2 separate regions of the Mus musculus genome follow, and region 2 is linked to region 1. The links are chromatin loops, found by intact Hi-C in ENCODE. Cell type or tissue: left cerebral cortex. All regions are shown on one strand. Each heading gives the region's core, and the rest is flanking DNA. Links, peaks and the distances in the headings are about the cores only.

What was found. A loop is a pair of places that touch in the nucleus more often than their neighbours do. Peaks named below come from ENCODE experiments on the same cell type or tissue, not always from the same donor. Only the 100,000 strongest peaks of a DNase experiment are listed, where the experiment ranks them.
Region 2: it touches region 1 in a loop (4-fold over the local background); 1 of 42 quality-filtered maps calls a loop at or near these places.

Annotation. Positions count from the first base shown.
Region 1 is chr7:44,864,054-44,874,400 of GRCm38, reverse strand. Ptov1 (prostate tumor over expressed gene 1) reads left to right here and starts at 4,733. Exons shown (of 12, transcript NM_133949.2): 1 at 4,733-5,050; 2 at 6,889-7,026; 3 at 7,126-7,208; 4 at 7,284-7,341; 5 at 7,484-7,591; 6 at 8,774-8,929; 7 at 9,399-9,488; 8 at 9,566-9,639; 9 at 9,732-9,789; 10 at 9,914-10,018. The coding sequence starts at 4,880. It also overlaps a transcript of Pnkp not described here. In left cerebral cortex, for the core only: CTCF peaks have their summits at 2,467 (motif pointing left), 5,165, 5,368 and 7,845 (motif pointing right); DNase peaks (open chromatin) are centred at 4,439, 5,261, 5,787 and 7,950; H3K4me3 peaks cover 3,731 bases; H3K27ac peaks cover 4,083 bases.
Region 2 is chr7:44,925,921-44,936,267 of GRCm38, reverse strand. It overlaps Ap2a1 (adaptor-related protein complex 2, alpha 1 subunit), which reads left to right and starts at 6,778. Exons shown (of 24, transcript NM_007458.2): 1 at 6,778-6,988. The coding sequence starts at 6,922. It also overlaps a transcript of Tsks not described here. In left cerebral cortex, for the core only: CTCF peaks have their summits at 4,690 (motif pointing left) and 6,509; a DNase peak (open chromatin) is centred at 6,524; H3K4me3 peaks cover 2,850 bases; H3K27ac peaks cover 2,697 bases.

The sequences.
Region 1 (10,347 bases), core at 772-8,771:
GCCAGCTCTAGGGCATATCTGTGCAAGGCTAGCTTCGCTCTCATTGCCAGCATCTGGGGTAGACTGTAGGACTGCGATCCCCTCTCAGATTAGCAGGTACATTCCCTCCATGAGGATGTGTGTAAAGTGGTTCAAAAACACCTGGCCCAAGGGGCTTTGGAAGGGACAGAGGCGTGGCCAGCAGCAGCATGGGACTCCTGTTACTGTCAGCTCAAGGTGGAAGGCCATTAAGCCGAGACCGAGATCCAGGGTGGATTCTTTTGTTTACCATTGTGTCTTTTTCATTCTTCTTCTTCTTTTTTTTTTAAGATTTATGTATATGCATACACTGTAGCTGTCTTCAGACACACCAGAAAAGGGCATAAGATCCCATTATAGATGGTTGTGAGCCATCATGTGGTTGCTGGGAATTGAACTCAGGACCTCTGGAAGAGCAGTCAGTGCTCTTAACTGCTGTGCCATCTCTCCAGCCCGTCTGTCTTTGTTTTGTTTTGGTTTTTTTGGTTGTGTGCCAAGATGCATGTGGAGGTCAGAGGGCTTCGGGGTCTCTAACTTGGGTCCTCAGGCTTGGCAGCCGGCACCTTTACCAGCTGGGTCAAACAGCCAGCCTCCCCTGAAGAACCCTTTAACAGTTTAATGAGACGTCAGGGTTTCATGCTGAATAAAGGGAGACTGAGCTGGCCATGGTGATGCTGGCTTGCAATTACACTTGGGAGGATGAGATCTTGTCTTAAAGGAACAGAAGAATGAGGCCCACGAGGACCGAGTCTTCCTAGGTCTTTGTTTAGGGTTTTGATTAGAACAGTGAGGCTGTTAGGACTCCTGAGGGCTGGAGCAGGGGGGGCTGAGGAGATTTGAACCAGGCTTTTCTCCTCAGTGCTGTTGTTGAGGGGTGCTCACACACAGGTTAATGGGGGAGCCCTGGGGTACCTACAATTCCTTATCTTCTGGTGGAGTCTTTAAATCCAGGCTGTGTTCTAGCGGAAAGCTGGCCATGCCCGTCTTTGCTCCTTGTCCCTCATGGCCATTGCTACACGGACAGAATGACCCAGATCATGTTTACACACAACACACATTCTTTGTGATCTTATCTACTCTTGTTCACCCAGGACTGCACAATTTCCATGGTGAGACCCCTTTTTTCTTTTGAGACCTTTTTTCTTTCTAATGTAGTCTAGACTGGCCTCGGAACTCTCTATGTAGCAGAGGACGACCTTGAACTAATCTTCCTGCCCGGACTCCTCAAGTGCTGGGATTAGAAGCCTGCACAACCCCTCTGATTCTGTGGTGCTCACACAGAACCAAGGGCTCCCTGCAAGCCGGTTAAGCACTCAGCCACCCGGTTTCCAGCCTGCCCTGCCGCGAGGTGGTTCTGTTTGTGTGGTTAGAAGATAACTTAGAGTCCTAATGTTTTGGCTATTACAGCTCAGGTCATGTCAGATTTGGGCAGCAAAGTCTGCTTCATTCTGCTGAGCCACCTCACTGCACGCTCTCTGCTTTGCCTGTTATTTGAGTCAGGATTTCTCTGGGTAACCCTTTCTGGCTATCCTGGAAAACAATCAAGACCAGGCTGGCCTTGAACTCTGAGCTCTCCCCCACCCCCTGCCTCCTTAGTGATTACAAGGTGTGTGCCACTATGTTGCTCTTCTCTGCTACTTTGTGGGTTCTTCCTTTAACCTCTCTCCATCCTTTCTATTCCAGCTTTTCAACCCCTTACCACTAGACAGGAGAGAGAAAAGGGAAAAGATCCCTGAATAAAGTTAGGGGTCATAAAGGGATTAGCATAGCATCTGTAGAGTACTTCCTGCTAATTAGGCACCTCAAGTTCCTTGGGACAAGTTTGATCTTTGCTATCTGGACATCTCTTTATTTGTTGTTTTTGTTTTTTGTTCTTTGTTTTTGTTTGTTTTGAGACAGGGTTTCTCGGTTTAGCCCTGACTGTCCTGGAACTCACTCTGTAGACCGACCAGGCTGGCCTCGAACTCAGAAATCCGCCTGCCTTTGCCTCCCAAGTGCTAGGATTAAAGGTATGTGCCACCACGCCTGGCTAGGACATCTGCTTTCTTGTTGCTCTTTGAATATGACTACTTAACAAACTGTACCCAACAGCCCACTCTGCCTCTTGGGGTCGTAGCACTTACAGACCCTCTGAAAAGTCATCAGAATTCCAAACAGCACACAATCACATAAACTAGCTGCAGATGGCAAAACCGTGCCTCTGCTAGAGCAGGAATCGAATCATAGCTGCTGTGAACAGTCTGAAGCAGCCCCTTATCCCACACCTGGGTTTAAAACAAAACATAGTATTAGTGTTAAAAAAAAAAAATCTTGGGCTGGAGAGATGGCTCAGCGGTTAAGAGCACTGCCTGCTCTTCTGAAGGTTCTGAGTTCAAATCCCAGCAACCACATGGTGGCTTACAACCATCCCTAATGAGATCTGATGCCCTCTTCTGGTGTATCTGAAAACAGCTACAGTGTGCCTACATATAATAAATTTAAAAAAAAAATCCCAAAATTGTAACTACACCATTACACCTGATTTTCTCTTGCTTTCTTTTAATTATTTTAAATGTTTCCTTTATGTTTATGGGTGTTTTGCCTGAATGTATGTCTGTATGTGCTTGGTGCCTGTAGAGGCCCAAAGAGGGCATCTGATCCCTTGGCACTGGAATCATACATATTTGTGAAGCTGCCACTGGGTACTTGGAATACAACTTGGATCCTCTGGAAGAGCAGTGTTCTTAATTGCTGAGCCGTCTTTGCAGCACCTCCCATTTTTGAGACAGTCTGTCAAATGTTTAGCCCTGCCTGTCCACAAACTTGCAAGGATTATAAAATCTGTAGTAGGTCTGGAAGGTGGTGGTACATGCTTTTAATTCTAGCACTTGGGCAGGGGCAGGTGGCTGTGAGTTCAAGGCCAGCCTGGTCTACAGAGCAAGTTCTAGCCAGAACTACACAGACAAACTCTGTCATGAAAAACAAAAGAAACTGCTTGCCCTTGACAGTTGTGAAGTCCTGGCTTTGTTCTTCACCCTTTATCTCTGTCGCCCTGCAAAACCCTTTGGGCTCAGCTTCAAAATCAGTTGTTGCCACTGCTGCCATCAACTTCATTTGCAGCCAACCTGCTCCACTAGTGGGCTTTGGGCTCTGCCTGGATTCCTTACTGTTGTTGCTATGGAGACTTTTATGTAGACCAGGCTGGCTTCAATCTCATGAAGTTGGTGTGACCCTTTTCCCTTACCTTTTTTTTTTTTTTTTTTTTTGGTTGGTTGGTTTTTCGAGACAGGGTTTCTCTGTGTAGCCCTGGCTGTCCTGGAACTCACTCTGTAGACCAGGCTGGCTTCAAACTCAGAAATCCGCCTGTCTCTGCCTCCCGAGTGCTGGGATTAAAGGCGTGTGCCATCACGCCCGGCTTCCCGTACCTTTTAATTAATGCCTAGTGTCACTACTCAATCTCTATTATTATTGTTTATTAATTATGAGACAAGGCTGTCGTATTAAGTCAGTTGCCCAATCAGGTTTTGAGCTCACTTTGAAGTGCAAGCAGACTCTGAATTATGTGCACATGTGACACAGGACTTGTGTGGGGCTCAGGGAGCACTTTGTAAGGGTCTCTTTGCTCCTCCCACCATAGGGTTTAGGGAAATTGAACCCAGGTTGTCAGGCTTGGTGGCAGACAAGGACCAGGTGACCTCTCTTGCTGCTCACCTTCCAGTTTAGCTTTTTAAATCAATTATAAAACACGAGATTTTTAAAAAGCCAGCCTACTGCCAGGACATTTGCTCCAGGTGACAGGCATCATAGCTTGGGTGTGCTGTCAGGGGCCTGATATAATTTGGTTAAAGTAGTGTATGAATCAGCAAGGAAGAACAAAGTATAGTCCAAATAGGTTTTCTAGTTTAAAAGAAGGCAGGAGGGAACTTCTCGCATGCAAGAGGCTATAAATTCAAACCTCAGCACCCTATATATAGTTTAACAGCCACGTGTAGTAGTGCACACCCAATTAAAGGTGAAGACAGAAGGCTTAGGAGTTCGAGGTCAGCCTGGGTGCATAAGCTAACACTGCGTAAACACAACGCCACTTACATCGAGCGCAGATAATCTAAGGCTGGATAGTATCACAGGTTAAAAACAAACGGAAGCAAGAAATGCCACTGCACAGTCCTTTCAGATCAAGAACGTGATCTGGGTAAGGCAACTGCTAGAAGGCCCAAGCAACAGTGGGCAGACCCTGGACAAATGGGCCAGCAGCTATGCTGGTCACGCCCAGGCTGCGAGAGACCCGCTGGAAGTTGTAGTCTTTTAGCCACCTTGCCACGTCACCGCCTCCAAGAGGCAAGAACGCCTGGTTCCTACATCTACCCCTCAGTCTGGTGGTAGGTTCCGTCGCGCCACCCATTATCCTGTCTACCGCCTTCTGTCCCTCCAGCAGTGAGGACTTGGTATTGTCTCACCAGCTCGAACTCTTGTAGCACAGTTTCTCTCTTGTCATTTCCAAGTCTGAAACCCTCCCTCCCTGACCTTCTTGGTTTGCTCCAGCCACACCCCCTTACAGTCCTCCATCCCTGTTTGTCAGCGCTGGCTCCCCAGCTCCATAGTCTGTTGGTTAGCGCCGGCTCCTCCTCTCCCCGGCGTTGGTCCCGGCTCTCCCTCTTCTTCCACGTTGGTAGGCGCCAGCCCACCCCCCCCGCATCTCCCCCCAGCTTCGCGTTGGTTGGCGCCGGGCTCCCCTGTTCGCTGCAGTGGTTCGGCCGCGGCGACCCCTCAGCGGCGCGTCCCCCGCCGCGGTCCCGCTCCGCTTCTCCCCGAAGCCGCGCGCCCGCGCCTGTCGGTCGGCGGACCCGCAGCCCCCCGTGAGGCCCACGGCCTCCCACCCGCCATGGTCCGCCCGCGCCGTGCCCCGCACCGCTCCGGCGCCGGGGGCCCCCTCGGAGGTCGTGGCCGGCCACCGCGGCCCCTGGTCGTCCGCGCCGTGCGCTCACGTTCCTGGCCTGGCGGTCCTCGAGGCCCGCAGCCACCGCGGATCCGGGCTCGTTCGGCCCCTCCCATGGTGAGTCCCACGGCCTGTTTCCAGAGCCTTCCACGCACGCCCCGCCCCGCCACCCCTCCCCTGGCGGGCGCCTTTGTCCGCAGCGCCCACGGGCCTCCCGCGGGAGGGCGCACCCAGGGGTCCGGGATCAGTCCTTGATCGGCTCTGGGCGCTCCCCTTTGTTGCGCGGCGGGCTGGGCGGGGGGCGGGGTACGGAGGCGGGGCGGGTTCGAATTACTGCTGACTGCGCGGCCGGCTGCACACGCGCGCGGGGGGCGCCTGGGGTGCACGCTTGTTTTTCCAATTGCAAAGTTGGTCCTCGGCCTCCGGGTCTGGAAATGCGCGAAGCGGCCGGTGGAGGAGCCCGGCGCTTACACGCGCGCCCAGCTGTTGCTCGCGGGGGCGTTGTCCCCCGGGGCCAGATGGCGATTGTGGACAGTCCCTCTATTTGCATACCCGCCCGCCCCGCAGCTAGCCCAGACCTTAAGCCTTAAGATAAAGCTTAAGGTAAATATTCAGCTCTGTAAGTTCGTGGGGTTGTCACCTTTTTGTCCACTCAGTAAACGTGCGCGCACTTTCTAGAAACATTGAGATTTTCTTGGGGCAACAAAATTGCCCCCATTGTGATGGTGGACTCGTGGCCACACCTGCGCATGCTTGGCCAGCGGTAAGCTATTCCCTGGCGTGGTACTGACCACTTCAGACTTCTGACGACGTTGTTCTCCGAGGAGCTGAGGCGGGTCTGTCGCCTGGATCACCTGAGGAACGCAGACACACCCCTCGCTGTAGTACAGCCTAGGCTTGAAGTTTTCTCTTGGTGTTGGGAGCCCTTCCTGGGGTCCTCATATGTGTCCCTTTTCTACAAATGTGACTTGGCTCTGGCCATGCAGTGCGCAAACAGCAAATCAGGCATGCGTAAACACGAACTTGGCGCTTAGTGGGCTTCATGTTCCTAGTTTGTTTCCCTGCTGTTGTGGGCATACAGGTGTTTTTGGGTGCAGGCAAACACACAAGCCTCTTAATGGTTATCCCTCACCCCGCACTTGAATAGTTTTGGATTTTGTTTAGGTTCCTAAGTGTGTTTGCCTGATTTTCACCGACTGTGTGGTGGTGTACATGCTGACACTTGTAGTGTCTCACTGCACACCCAGCCCAGGCAGCCAGTGTGCGGATTTGCTGTAATCCTGAGGGCTTGGGTCTGCAGAACCATCAGGAAGGCCCCTCAGCAGTGAAGACCTAGGCTCTTCTGCTACTTAAGTCACCGGGAGAACTTTCTGGTTTGTCATCACACCGGGTATAAAGGACTCACGAGCTTTAGCAGAGAGCAGAGATGCGTTGGTGACAATCAGAAGGGTCTCTGGCCTGGAGTGTGTCTAGTCTGGTTAGAGACTGGCCCAGGAGACCGACTGGTCTTTTGGAAATGTTTTGGCCGGAAAAAGAGTTTAGTTTGCACCCTGGGGTGGAGGAGGGGACACGTGGCCATGTTTGGCACCACTGTTCAGCATGCATTCAGGTAAACGTTTTGGTTCAGGTAGACTCTAGCTTCCTTAGGATTCCCCCCTCCCCCGCCCCCCAATTGTCCTCCAGGGTGTTCTATTTACTTGGTTTCTGGTTGCTGCCACATTGCGGTCCTCAGTGAAGGCTATCCTTTGTGGGAGGCTCCTCTTAGGGGTGATGCTGCCCACAGTTTTCTGACAGATTGATCTGAAGGTCAAGCTTTGAGGTCTGGCCTGCTGGGGAAGGCGTCAGGACCGGAAGTGTGTGCCCAGGGACTTGAGTCTGGACCTGAGGGTGACCCCTCCAGGATGTGCGGAAACGCCTAACCTGGAATGACCTAGGAATTCTCCCCTCTGCTGCAGGAGGGTGCTCGAGTCTTTGGAGCCCTGGGGCCTATCGGGCCCTCTTCACCTGGGCTGACTCTTGGGGGCCTCGCAGTGAACGAGCACCGGCTCAGCAACAAACTGCTGGCCTGGAGTGGCGTGCTGGAGTGGCAGGAGGTGAGGCTGGCTGGGCCACCCAAATCTCTGAGTGGGTGGAAGGCATGGGGGGGAGGGGCCCGGGCACTTTGCTGAGTCTCCCCACCCGCCCACCCGCAGAAGCGTAGACCCTTCTCGGACTCCACAGCCAAGCTGAAACGCACCCTGCCCTGCCAGGCCTATGTGAACCAGGGCGAGAACCTGTGAGTGTGGGAGTGGGCAGAGCCTGGGGCGGCCTAGGATGCAGGGCATGGCTTCTGATGCACCCCCTACTGCAGGGAGACGGACCAGTGGCCCCAGAAGTTGATCATGCAGCTCATCCCACAGCAGCTGCTGGTGAGATTAGTGGGGCTCTGCCCCCCCCAAACCCTGGCCCCACCCATGTATCCCAAGTCCTGCCCCCAGAGCCAAACTTCCACCCCAGAATCTCCCCCACCCTTGCCTCACGGTGATCACTGGCTCCACTTGTCATCCACAGACCACACTGGGTCCCCTGTTCCGAAACTCTCAGCTGGCCCAGTTCCACTTCACCAACAGAGACTGTGACTCCCTCAAGGGCCTCTGCCGCATCATGGGCAATGGCTTCGTGAGTGGGAGTGGGGGACAGTGTGGGGGGGGGAACCTAGTTCTGTCCTGTAGTGGGAGGCTTCCCGTCCCTCTCCGAGTGGTCATTTCCAGGACGTTGGTGGGTGGGACTGTAATGGAATCAGCACACAAGCCTATGTGGTGGCCAGAGCGCATGCTGCCCTTGTGTCCTGCTGGGAAGTGGAACCCAGCAGGCTTTGCTTCTCAGGGCCCCATGTGTGGGGTGGTGGTGTCGTCTGGTAGCCAGCCTCTACTTCTGTGGAGCCAGTGTGAGGTCACTGGACTGCAGCAGGTGGCGGTATAGGGTGAGAGGAAGTCACCGGCCCATGCATGCAGACGACTGGACTCCAGGCTCAACCCCTGCTCTGCCTTGGGCTGGTCTACTCCTCCTACTTGGCAGCCTCCAAGGACTTGTCCCTTTTCTGGGCCCCACAGACGTAGCATGGCTGCAACCTCGTGCCAGCAGCAGCTCTTCCGGAGTAGTATCCCAGAGCTGGGCCCAGGGTCTGGAGAATCAGTCCAAAAGGCTGGCCTGCTAGGTAGAGGTGCTTCTGTATCCTGGCAGGACAGGCTAGCCTACAAATGCTGTCTTCCCACTGAAGAGGGCCTGGCACCTTAGCTACTGTTAGGTAGTCATAGCTGTCCCTATGTATGCTGTTGGAGTGTCTTACAGATGGGGAAACTGGGCTCCTAAGTGGCTTGCCTTGGGTGGCACAGCAGCCTGGCCTACCACCTACTCTTTAAAAATTTGAGGATTTTTTTTCTTTTTTAAATGGTATGTGTGTATCATGTGTGCCTGGTGCCGCAGAGCCCAGAAGAGGCTGTCAGATCCCATGGGATTGAATGCAAGGTTGTGAATTGCCATGTGGGTGGGTACCAAACCTTGGTCGTCCAAAGGGAGCAGCCAGTTCTCACTCCCAAGCCTTCTCTTCAGCCCTCTGGAGCTGCTCTAAGCCAGTAGCAGGGCTGGGGTTGGTAGAGAAGGAAGGGACACAGCCATACAGGGTCCTTGGCTCACACCTATCCCTGCCTTAGAAAGTCATCAGGTGCTTAGGTGGCCAAGAGCAGCTCACCTGCTCTGGGGCAAGCCTTGCTTGTGTTTTGGTGAGTCGGGGCCTCCCCAGGCAGTAAGATGTTGAGTGTGGAGGCCCAGGCCGCTGACCTGCAGCCCTGTCCCCCACAGGCAGGCTGCATGCTCTTCCCCCACATTTCTCCTTGCGAGGTGCGCGTGCTCATGCTCCTGTACTCGTCTAAGAAGAAGATCTTCATGGGCCTCATCCCCTACGACCAGAGCGGCTTCGTCAACGCCATACGACAGGTCATCACCACCCGCAAACAGGTGTGCCAGCTGAGGGTAGCCTGCTCCTGCTCCTACCCTTGGTAGACCCACTGCCTCCCACTGGTGTGGAATGTGGCATCAAGGCTGAGTTGGCGCCTGGGGAGGAGCTGTGACGAGGCAGTGCCATACCCAAATGGGCTCGAGGGAAACATAGCTTTATAGGCTTCAGAGGGGCAGAACTAGAGGGTGGGGCCTGGGTGTAGAGGCAGGGCAGGAGTGGGGTGGCAGGTTTGGCAAGAGGCCCAGAGTCTCTGGAGGGTCACAGTGTTGATGACATCTTTCTTAGAAACCTGTTACTTGCTTAGGCAGCTGTGGTCCTCTGTACCACCTGGGGGATGGGACTTGTCTCGGGCCACTTGAGAGCACAGAATGCAGGCAGGGAAGGTGGGGTTTGAAGTCATGGCTGCAGCTGGCTAGTGGGGAATTGTGAGTGAAAGCTGCTGACCGCATGGTGGTTTCCTGTCCATAGGCCGTGGGCCCCGGGGGTGTACACTCTGGACCTGTTCAGATTGTCAACAACAAATTCTTGGCATGGAGTGGTGTCATGGAGTGGCAGGAGGTGAGCTGCCGGGGGCTGTGTGGGCTGTTGGCCCTAAGCTGCCCTCCCCTGAAGTGCCTTCTCGCTCTGCCCCAAAGCCCAGGCCTGAGCCCAACAGCCGGTCCAAGAGGTGGCTGCCATCCCACGTCTATGTGAACCAAGGGGAGATCCTGTGAGTGCCGGGGTGCCGCCGGGTGGGCGCATTGGCAGTGCCGGCCCCCTGGGGGAGGACTGCTGACTGATGCCTGCTGTCTTGTGTGGCAGGAGAACAGACCAGTGGCCTCGGAGGCTCTTCATGCAGCTCATTCCGCAGCAGTTGCTGGTGAGGGGTCAGGGGATGCCAGGCTGGGGGTGGGCCAAAGACCCTGTGGTGGGCTGGTGCAGAGGGCTGCCTGGCTTCCCCAGCAAGCTAGGGTTCCATAAAGAAGCCCTTGGCCTTCCCCCAGACCACCCTCGTGCCACTGTTCCGGAATTCACGCCTGGTACAGTTCCACTTCACTAAGGACATGGAGACTCTGAAGAGCCTTTGCCGGATCATGGACAATGGCTTCGTGAGTGGAGGGCAGCAGCCAAGGAGACAGACTAATGCAGCTGCTTGTGGAAGCTGTGGTGGGGCCTCTGCCACACCTATGCAGCTAGGATGTCCTGTACCCTTATACCCCAGGGCCTCCTGTGTGTTTGCATGCACCATCCCACCCGGTCCTCATGCCCGGAGTATGGCCTCCACTGGAGAACTGAGGCAGCGGGCTTGTCAGTCCTTGGAGACACTTGCTGTACCAGATAGGCCCCAGTGGAGAGGGCCCTGCCCGAGAGGCAGACTACTAACCGACGCACAGTTCAGCTTGGCCCAGAATTCCCAGGGAACTTAGGAGGCCTGGAG
Region 2 (10,347 bases), core at 1,621-9,620, 61 kb before region 1:
GCAGAAAAAAACAAAAAACCGTCAACTAAGTATTGCAGATCAAATGTATGCTACTGAAGGCAACGCTGCTCTAGGCTTGGTCATAGATAAACATCTGACACTATCCTCTCCCCAAAATCAATGTTATAAAATACCTACTGGAGTTTATGGTCTTTTGCCCATAGGGTAGTAGAGATGATCTTGGGAAGGAGTGGATTGACTTCCCAAGGATGCACTGTGGAGCTGGAGAGATGGCTCAGCGGTTTGGAACACTGACTGTTCTTCCAGAGGTTCTGAGTTCAATTCCCAGCAACCACATGGTGACTTACAGCCATCTGTAAAGTGATCAGATGCCCTCTACTGGTGTGTCTGAAGACAGCTACAATGTACTTATATACATAAAATAAATAAATAATTTTTTAAGGAAAAAAAAAAGGATGCGTTGTGCATCCAGGAATTATAGATGAAGATTATGAAGATGTCAAAGGAGAAATGACCATTATGGCCTATGTGAAAAGAGAGCTGCAGTTTAACACAGGGGATAATATTGCTCAGCTGCTACTGTTTCCCTACATCAAAGGCAAAGCTGTGCCTGTGGAAAGAACAAAGGGTTTCAAAGTCCTAGAAAATGTGCGTCCTTGCAAACAATAGTTAGTGATCAGAGACCAGAATTGAAATTGCAAGTAAATGATATTGAAATAGAAGACTTGGTGGATACAGGAGCTGATCATCTCACAAAAACTTTGTAATTCAGAATTGCAACTTCAAAAGTTTTACCCAGTTCCTTTTTGTTTGTTTTTTTGTTTGTTTTGTTTTTTGAGACAGGGTTTCTCTGTGTAACCCTGGCTGTCCTAGAACTCACTTTGTAGACCAGGCTGGCCTCAAACTCAGAAATCCACCTGCCTCTGCCTCCCAAGTGCTGGGATTAAAGGTGTGCGCCACCACCGCCCGGCTTTATACCCAGTTCTTTTTTTTTTTAAATTAATTTATTATTATATGTAAGTACACTGTAGCTGTCTTCAGACACACCAGAGGAGGGCGTCAGATCTCATTACAGATGGTTGTGAGCCACCATGTGGTTGCTAGGATTTGAACTCAGGACCATGTGGTTGTCAGGATTTGAACTCAGGATCTTCAGAAGAGCAGTCAGAGTTCTTAAACACTGAGCCATTTCTCCAGCCCTATACCCAGTTCTTAAAAATTGGAGAGCTATCTCAGGTAAAACAAAGTGTGTGATGGGTTAAATGTGTGGGACTGGAAGGCCAAACAGAAAAGTTAAGACATTATGTGGTGTTGGAGAGATGGCTCACTGGCTAAGAGCACTGACTGTTCTTCCTAGAATTTCTGAGTTCAATTCTCAGCCACCACGTAGTGGCTCACAACCATCTATAATGAGATCTGATGCCCTCTTCTGGTATGTCTGAACACAGAGACTGTGTACTCACACACATTAAATAAATAAATAAAATCTTTTTTTAAAAAAGAAGACATTATGCGGTTGACATATCCACAGATATAAGGGGAAGGGATCTTTTACAACAGTGGGACACTGAGATTAACATTCCTGCAATCCCATGATGAAATAAGGGCTGACATGGTAGATGCTCCTGGAGAAGATATTGATATATGTCATCAAAAACCAATCCAGGCTGTGCCTGTGCCAATTGTCCAACACAGGACATGATAGAGACTGAGTTTCCAATTTATAATGGGGGTGGTACTAAAGTACCAAGGGCTCTACCCTTAAAACAGTTGACTGACAAACCTGTGTGGGTAGATCAGTGGCCCTTACCTAAGGAAAAATTACAGGCAATTGAACAGTTGGTACAAGAGCAGCTGGAGTCTCAACATATAGAAGAGTCTACCAACCCATGGAATCCCCCTGTATTTGTTACAAAAAAGAAATCATGGGAAAGGATAATGTGAACAGACTGAAGAGCAGTGAATAGGGTAAGCCAATCAATGGGTCTGTTACAGCCTGGGAGTCCTTTACTTTCTTTATTACCTAAGTCATGGCCTGTGATAGTAATTGATTTAATTTTTTTTTAACTATCTTCTTGCAAATGCAGGATAGGGAAATGTATGTATTCACAGTACCTTCCCATAATAATGCTCAACCTATAAAAAGATATGAGTGGAAAGTTTTCCCACAAGGAATGTTACATATTCCTATGTCAATATTTTATGTAACAACTGCTAGAAATAATTTGTAGGCAATTTCCTCAACCCATTATTTATCATTACATGGATAATATTTTGTTGGCTGATTATGTTGCAGATACTTTATTTATTTATTTGTTTGTTTGTTTGTTTGTTTTTCGAGACAGGGTTTCTCTGTATAGCCCTGGCTGTCCTGGAACTCACTCTGAGGCCAGGCTGGCTTCGAACTCAGAAATCTGCCTGCCTCTGCCTCCCAAGTGCTGGGACTAAAGGCGTGTTCCACCACCACCTAGCACCAATTTTCATTGGTTATCCATAGTCACATAATCTCAGCAGGTATTACAATTTCTGCCAGGTCTGTTCCCAACAATTGACATAGTCTTATTCTATCTACCCTGCTACAATAAGCAATCAGAAATTGAAACTATCCATTACATATCGCTCATATTCAGTCTCATACATGCTTGCCAGTTCTATTAGCACAAGGAAGTGAAGAGATTGGCTAATTATTAATAGGAAATGTATTAAAAGCCTCAAATTTGCCGGGTGGTGGTATTGCTTGCCTTTAGTCCCAGCACTTGGGAGGCAGAGGCAGGCGGATTTCTGAGTTCGAGGCCAGCCTGGTCTACAAAGTGAGTTCCAGGACAGCCAGGGCTATACAGAGAAACCCTGTCTCTAAAAACAAACAAACAAACAAAAAACAAAAAACAAAAGAAAAAGAAAAAAGAAGCCTCAAATTTTTATGAAAACCACCATGTTAACATCAAAAAGGTTTAAGGAAAAAAATTGTGTATCACTTAGCAACAAGCCAAAAAATTTATAAGAAAATGTCCTGCTTGTTCTTTGTACAACCAAACTCTATTACCTTTGAGAAGTAACCGTAGGGGTACCAAAAGAAATGAAATATAGAAGATGGTTGTGTTTCATTTTGCAGAATTTGGAAAACTAAAGTTTGGACACCATACCATTGCTACATACTCGGGATTTCAACGGGCGGCTGCTTTGTGTTCTGCAAAGGCTTGTTCTGTAATTGTCCTGGAAGCAATGGCTACTTATGGGTATACCTGTGCAAATCAAGAGTGGCAATGCCGTGCATCGGTTTCCAGTAAGGTGAAGTCATTTTTTGCATATTATAATATAGAGCACACTGCAGGTATACCACACAATCCTACAGGGCAAGCAGTTGTAGAAAGTTCTAATCATACCTTAAAAGAAATGCTTACAAAAGAAAAAGGAAGAATAGAGACTCCTAGAGATAGGGATAGATTAAATAGTGCTGTGTTAACTTTAAATTTCCTGAGTGTTAATGAGCAAGGAACAACAGCAGCCATGAGACTCTGGGCTATAGAAGAGCTGGAATTAGATCAGTCTATATACTCTAAGGATGTGTCAACATCAGACTGGAAGGGAAAGTTTTGCCTTTGGGATGCAGAATGTTTGTATCCATAGGCAACGAAAAGCTCTGGATACCATCAAAACTGACAAAGACTACAGCTGAGCAGGAGAGATTCCTGAAAACCTTGGCCACTGCTTTGAAAAGTGCTTGTTTCATTGAAAATGCCTCTGTTTAAAGTTACCTGTTACACACAGCCTAATTCATGGGTTAAAACAGAAAGGGAGAAAAGTAGAGAGAATTTTGGAACTTTGGTTTCTTAAAAACAAAACAAAACAAAACAGAAATATAAGAATTAAATTTTTTGTTTTAATGCTGGGTGCGGGATATGGATTGCTTCACATTGTCCACAGCAGCTGACTATGATTTGCCTCGTGCTGTTTCTGTGAGTGCATGATGTATGGAATTCTGGGGACTTTTTAGAGGGTATATAAATGCTAGGGCCTGAGAGCTAGTGTGGGTGGTTGGGGGGTTGTTGGTTGCTGTTGTTGTTCGTTATGGTTTGCTAAGTAGTCGGGTGCAAAGAAGAAATAAGAAGATGAAGTTAAATATCCTGATGACGAAAATCAAACTTGCTTCAAGAAACTTACGCCCTCTTTCCTACCCCTAACTTTATTCAGGAATTTTTTCCTTTCCTCTTTATCCTTTTTTTCTCTTGTCTTGTGGGCAGAAAAGTGGTGGAGAAGGGTGGAAGAAAGAAGAACTTACAAAGTAGCCAAAGACAGGCACCTCCTAGAGGAAGGATCTGTGACAGACTCTGACTGTGGAAGAGGCCAAGTCCATGGGGTCTCTTTCAAAGGGATGTGTTCTAGCCACTGATAGATAAAACTCAAGAGATTGGAGGGACCAAGTAGCCAGAAACCATTCCTTTCCGTTTGTTGAAGAAAACAGGTCTGGTTTCTCCAATGCTTACTCTAAGCTGTGCTTCCCACAGATGACACTGCTGGGTTTGGCAGAAGACAGTCTGAGTTCCTTCCCCTGATATTTGCTGCATTTCAGAAAGCTTTCGCTTTAGGTCTGGACTTAAAAATAAACCTGTGAGGGCTGGAGAGATGGCTCAGAGGTTAAGAGCACTGTCTGCTCTAACAGAGGTCCTGAGTTCAAATCCCAGTTCAACTCTCATCCATCATGAGATCTGGTGCCCTCTTCTGGCCTGCAGGCATACATGTAGGCAGAATGCTGTATACATAAAACAATAAACCTTAAAAACAACAACGACAACAACAACAAAACCAAAGCCAAAAGCCTGTGAACTGGGCATAGTGGCACACACCATTAATCCTAACCGTATGGAGTCAGAGGTGGGAGAATCTCTGTGATTCCAGGCCAGTCTGGTGTACATAGTGTGTCTCTGTTTCAAAACAAACAAGCAATATCAGAACAACAGCTACACAAACAGCCTGGACATGTAGGGGAACAATGAGGTTCCCATCTGTGTGTGAGGGGCCTGGAATTAAAGGCTTTTCTTTTCACCCAGAGCTCAATAACTCCTCTTGTCCTTACCAGGCTACAGGAGCAGAGAAGCAGCGAATAGGAAGATAGGCTAATTGGAGACAGACTTTGTATATATTCTTGCTACATTTTATGTCTCCTCTTCACATCCCTCCTAGGACGATTAGTCCAAACATCTCTTGCAAGCTGTATCCTTAAGTATTTTATGAAGTCTCTAATACTTAGAAACTCTTTAGGAAATAGACATCTGATTTTGTGACTTTTTTTTTTTTCCAGTGCTGAGGATTGAACTCAGCATTTGGATGTAATAGTCAAGTACTCGTCCACTGAAACAGGACTCAGTCCCTCACTGGGGGATTCAAGGCAGGAGGTTTATATCTGAGCCACACCCCAGCCCCTCACTGGGGAGTTCTAGGCAGAGGCTCTACCTCTGAGCCACACATACACCCATTCTCTCACTGGGGGATTAAACGTTACATCCTTAACCTTTTCTGTTTTTGAGACAGGGACTCTCCATGTAGTCCTGGCTATCCTGGAGCTGTTTACATAGATCAGGCTGGCCTCAAACTCACAGAACACTACCTTCTATTCACAAGGACTCAGTGCTGCCTCTTCCTAGGTCCCAGGACATAACTACCTTCTAGACCCATTCTGGGGGTGTCAAATTAGAAAAGCCTGTCAGGGGTGCCGTTTTGTTCATGGGGATAATAGACATGGACTCTCCCAAGTCCCTTTGCCCCAAATTTCTCAATAACCCCGGGCATTGGTGTTCTGGGGGCTTTGACTTCCCTGCAACTAGTGAACCATAGAACCTAGGGAGTCGGAAGCAAAACAAACTGACCCAGTCCTCAGCTGTGGCTTTAACTGGCTTTTCCTTGAGTGGTTCTCCAGAACTGATGGAGGAAGCAATTTTGATCTTATGACCATTATAGGCAGATTGTCTTCGGTACTGGGGTTTAGGGAGGAAAAAAGAGTAACCTATATTGAAAAATGTTTAAAAACCAAAATAGTAATCCCAGTTTTCCATTTTTGAGCTGTAGTCTTGGGGAAGCCACTCAATCTCTTTGGACCTCAGTGTCTATGGTAACAATCCTTAACCGGCAGTCCCTCCTCTCATGGATAAGAGGTTTGCAGACAAGTCAAATTTCCAGGCGTTGTTTTTAGGGAAGGGAATGCTCCCGAGGCCGGGGCTCGGGAGTGGAGACCGACTGGGAAGAGGGAGGCGCCTGCGTAGTGGACACCTCACGGTCTACCGCCTCGCCCAGCCCCTCTCTGCAGCAGGGAATTGCAGGCATCGCTCCACCTATCGCAGTTCAGCTAACTGACAGGGCTTCTTTCTCCTTCCTTCTCTACGGATCGTCGCCCTTTTGCCCGCCCCCCACAACCGCCCCTTCGAGGGCGGAAGTATGACGCTTCCGGCGAATCGGCAGAGCCTTGCGAAGAGCAATCTCCTCACCCATTGGTCTTCTTTTCCCGAAGTTCCGCCTCCTTCGGCCTCTTACATCCCGCCCTACTGGCGCGGAGCTGGTAGTCCATCCAATTAGCGTTGGTCTCGGCCGTTCAGGGGGCGGTCCCAGAGTGTGTCATCGAACTCCCCCGTCTCTAGGGCAACGCCCCCTGCCTCCCTGCTCCGAACGGAAATAGCCCGGTACTGCACCAATCATCACCTGGTGTCTTTACTATTTAGCCAATCAGAGAGAGAGGAGGGCGGGCGTTCTATTGTGAGCGGCAGGGCTCTCAGCTAACAAGTGGCGTACGTTCCCGGATGACAATCCGTAGGGGCGGGTCTGAGGCGGGGCGTCGGCCTGCAGCCAGCCCGCCGCTAGCCCGCCCTCCCCCGGCCGGCTCCTCGGCGCCGTCTGGGGTCCTTTCCGCCCGGTGCCGCCAGCCAGCCCCGCGCCCGTTCGGCCAGGCTTGGAGCCGAGCCCTCCGCCATCATGCCGGCTGTATCCAAAGGCGATGGCATGCGTGGGCTCGCCGTGTTCATCTCCGACATCCGGAACTGTGAGCTCATGACCGGGGCCCGGGGGTCACGCGGCGACCGGGCGGAGGGAGCAGGGAAGCGCGGGGGTGTCCTCCCGGGAAGGACCAGGATGGCGCGGGCGGACGTGGCGGGAGGAGGTGGAGGGAATAGGGCAACGGGTTAGGTAGGTCATTCAGTGCCATCTCGAGCCTAGATGGAGGAAATCAGGGACGCAGAAGAGATGGGAGGCGGGCAACCACCTAGGGCCAGGGGCCAGAAGTTGGGGAACTGCCCAGGAACCAGAGATGATATAATTGGGGACAGCAGAAAGACCAGATATAATAAAGTGGGAAGACAGCAGAGGGACTCGAGATGATAAAGTGTGTGTGTGTGTGTGGGGGGGGGGGGGGATCAGGGTAACCAGAGATGATGAAGTGGGGAGATACCAGAGGAATCAGAAATAGAAATGGGGTGACAGCAGAAGGATAGAGAAGATAAGGTGGGGGACAGCAGAGGGATCAGTGATGGAAGTGGGGAAACTGCAGAGGAAGCAGAGATGATAGGGTAGGAACAACACCATAGGGCCCCCAGATGATAAGGTGAGGACATAGCAGAGAAACTAGAGATGATAAGGTTGGGGGGACAGCAGAAGGACCAGAGATGAAGAGGTAAGGGACAGAGGACCAGAGGATGATGTATGAAAAGACTCTACATGGAAGATTGTGTAAAAGACATGGAAGGCACCAGGTGTACTTGTGCAGGCCTTTAATCCTACTACCTCTGAGACACAGGTAGGCTGATGATCTCTGTGAGTCCATGACAGCCAGGGTTACACAGAGAGACCCTGTCTGAAACAGCTAACGTCCCCCTAATCCCCCACCCCCAAACAAGGACAGCATTGAAGAGGCTACATGTAAAAAATAAGGGACTATAGTATAAAGTCTTGGGGAACCTAAGATACCAGCAGGCTCTGGGAAGGTATCACAGAGTGAGTGTTTATGATGGAAGCAAGGTATCTTAATGCTCTGTGAGAAGAGCTCTATCAAGCTGGGGGAGGGGAAGTTTGTACCCTGAGGAAGGGAACAAGGCAGGCCTGGATCCAAGCCTTTTTTGGCTTATTACAGCAATATGAGGACCATAGTCCCTTCTAGGAAGGGTTGTAACAATGGCCTGGCCTGGCTGCTGGTCAGCTCTCAACTCCAGGGAGTAGATGCTCTGTGTGGAGCTGTCAGGACCCTTCAGAGGGTCCATGAGTAGATGTGGTCAGCCAGAGCTGGCTTTGTGTTACAGAACTCTGTCACTGGGTGACCTTGAACGAGGGACCTCACCTCTCAGTTTATTCCTGTCAGGAGAGGCTGCTGATGGCTTCTTAATGAGGGGTGGCTGGGCTGATGTGGGGTGAGGTCCTAGGCCAGGTCCTTGTAGCTGCTGTTGGCATTGGCTAACATCTAAAGAAGGACTCCTCCAAGCTGCTCGGGGGCGGGGGGGGGGGGATGTTGAGTTCAGTAGGTGTCAGCAAAAGGACAGTGGGAAGCTGTGTGCTCCCTTACCTGGGAGATGCTTCAGACCCGGTGAAAAGAGGCGGAGCTAGGAAGGGTTGTAGACTTTGGCATGGGTATCTGTTAAAAATGGGTGTGGTTTATCTGTTAACTACTGATGGGTGACCCTCTGCACCCCACTTAGTCCCTTTGGCTACCTCCATTTCTAATAGGATGTCACCCGCGGAGATAAGATGACTTGTTTATATGATGAATACTATTTGATTCCTCCTGTATAAAAGTCCCTATTTGAGACACTGGGCTTACAGCTCTGTAGAATTGCTAGCCTTGGAGCTGGGGCTGGTGTCCAGCAGTAGAGCATATGTGCCCAGCATCTCAGTGAAGGGCTGAGGGCATAGCTTGATGATAGAGCATCTACCTAGGATGAACAAGGTCCTGGGTTCCATCCCTAGCACCACAAAGACAAAACCAAAACAAAACAAAAAAACCCCAAAACTTCATGTTGTTTGGGCATCTGTTCCTTAAGAGAGATAGAGTAGCAGAAGGGAACACAGGCTGGTCTGCCATGGCTGGCCCTGTGGACAGTATCAGGACTGGAAAGGTCGTAAGTCCTGGGTGTGAGAGGAGCAGGGTCCATGCAGGGAGGTAAAGTGTTCAGAGGTGTTGCAGTTGGAGCATGCTTAGGCCAAGTACATGCAAGCATTGTACCTGAGTGAGGACTGAGGAGACATGGAGGCTGAAGGGCTCTGAGCACCACTGTAGCTTTTCCGTGGCTAAACTGAGAGCTATAGGATGCTTTTGAGCAGAGGCAGGAGGTGATTCACTGGATTCCTCTAGAACCAGGCATGGTGGGGCTGAAAGGAGGCTGGTGAGTCTCAGGTTAGCTTAGACAAGACCATGCATCAAGGAGAAAGTCTAAACTGTTGAATGATTGCTCTGTCTGCAGTGTGAAGTTAGGATGGCAGTGGGGAACCAAAGCAACGGTAGCACAGACCTCTAGGGCAAGTGTGAGAACAGGACTGCTCAGATGGGAGCAGAAGCAAGGGGCTGGAGTTGCACACTGTCAGAGTAGCATTTGGAAGGCCACAGCACCAGGATGGTGAGTTTAAGGACAGTCTGGGCGCCATAGCAAGACTTGGCTCAAAAAAACAAAACAAAACAGAAACCAACCCCAAGGGGGCTGGAGAGGTGGCTCAGCAGTTAAAAATACTTGCAGAGAACCAACGTTTGGTTCCCACATCAGTTGGCTTAGAAATGCCTGTAACTCTAGCTCTGTGGGACTTCACACCGTCTTATGGTCTCCAAGGGCATGCACATTCACATACTTAGTCCTACACATGAATAATCCAAACGAAATAAAGGGATTGGTCAGGCTTTAGGGCAGTTTTGAAGGATTGGCAAAGAGAATTTCTGTTGGGTTTGGGGAAGGAAAGGTACCGCGCTGTAGGACCCTAGAGAAGAGCCGGGGGAGATGATACCTCTGGCAGGGCAGGGCTGTCCTCACAGATGAGGACAGCTGTCTTTGTGGCTTGATACAAGTCAGGCAAGAAATGCAAACAGAACCCCGACTAGAGCGCAGGCCTGTCATGCCAGCTATTCCAGAGACTGAGACAGGGGGACTTCAAGTCCACAGTCAGCCTGGGCCTGACTGCATAGCTCAGGAGGTAGAGACACTTGCTGCCAACCTGACATGGGTTCAGATCCTGGAATCGCATGGTGGAAGGAGAGAACCGACTCCTACAGTTGTCCTCTGACTGCTACAAGCATACCATGGTATTTGCACCCACACACATGCATACATATATGTAATAAATATATTAATAACAATTTTAAAAAACCACCTTGTGTTATAGAGAAGTTCAAAACCAGCTCGAGCAACTTAAAATGAGAAGTAGGGCCTG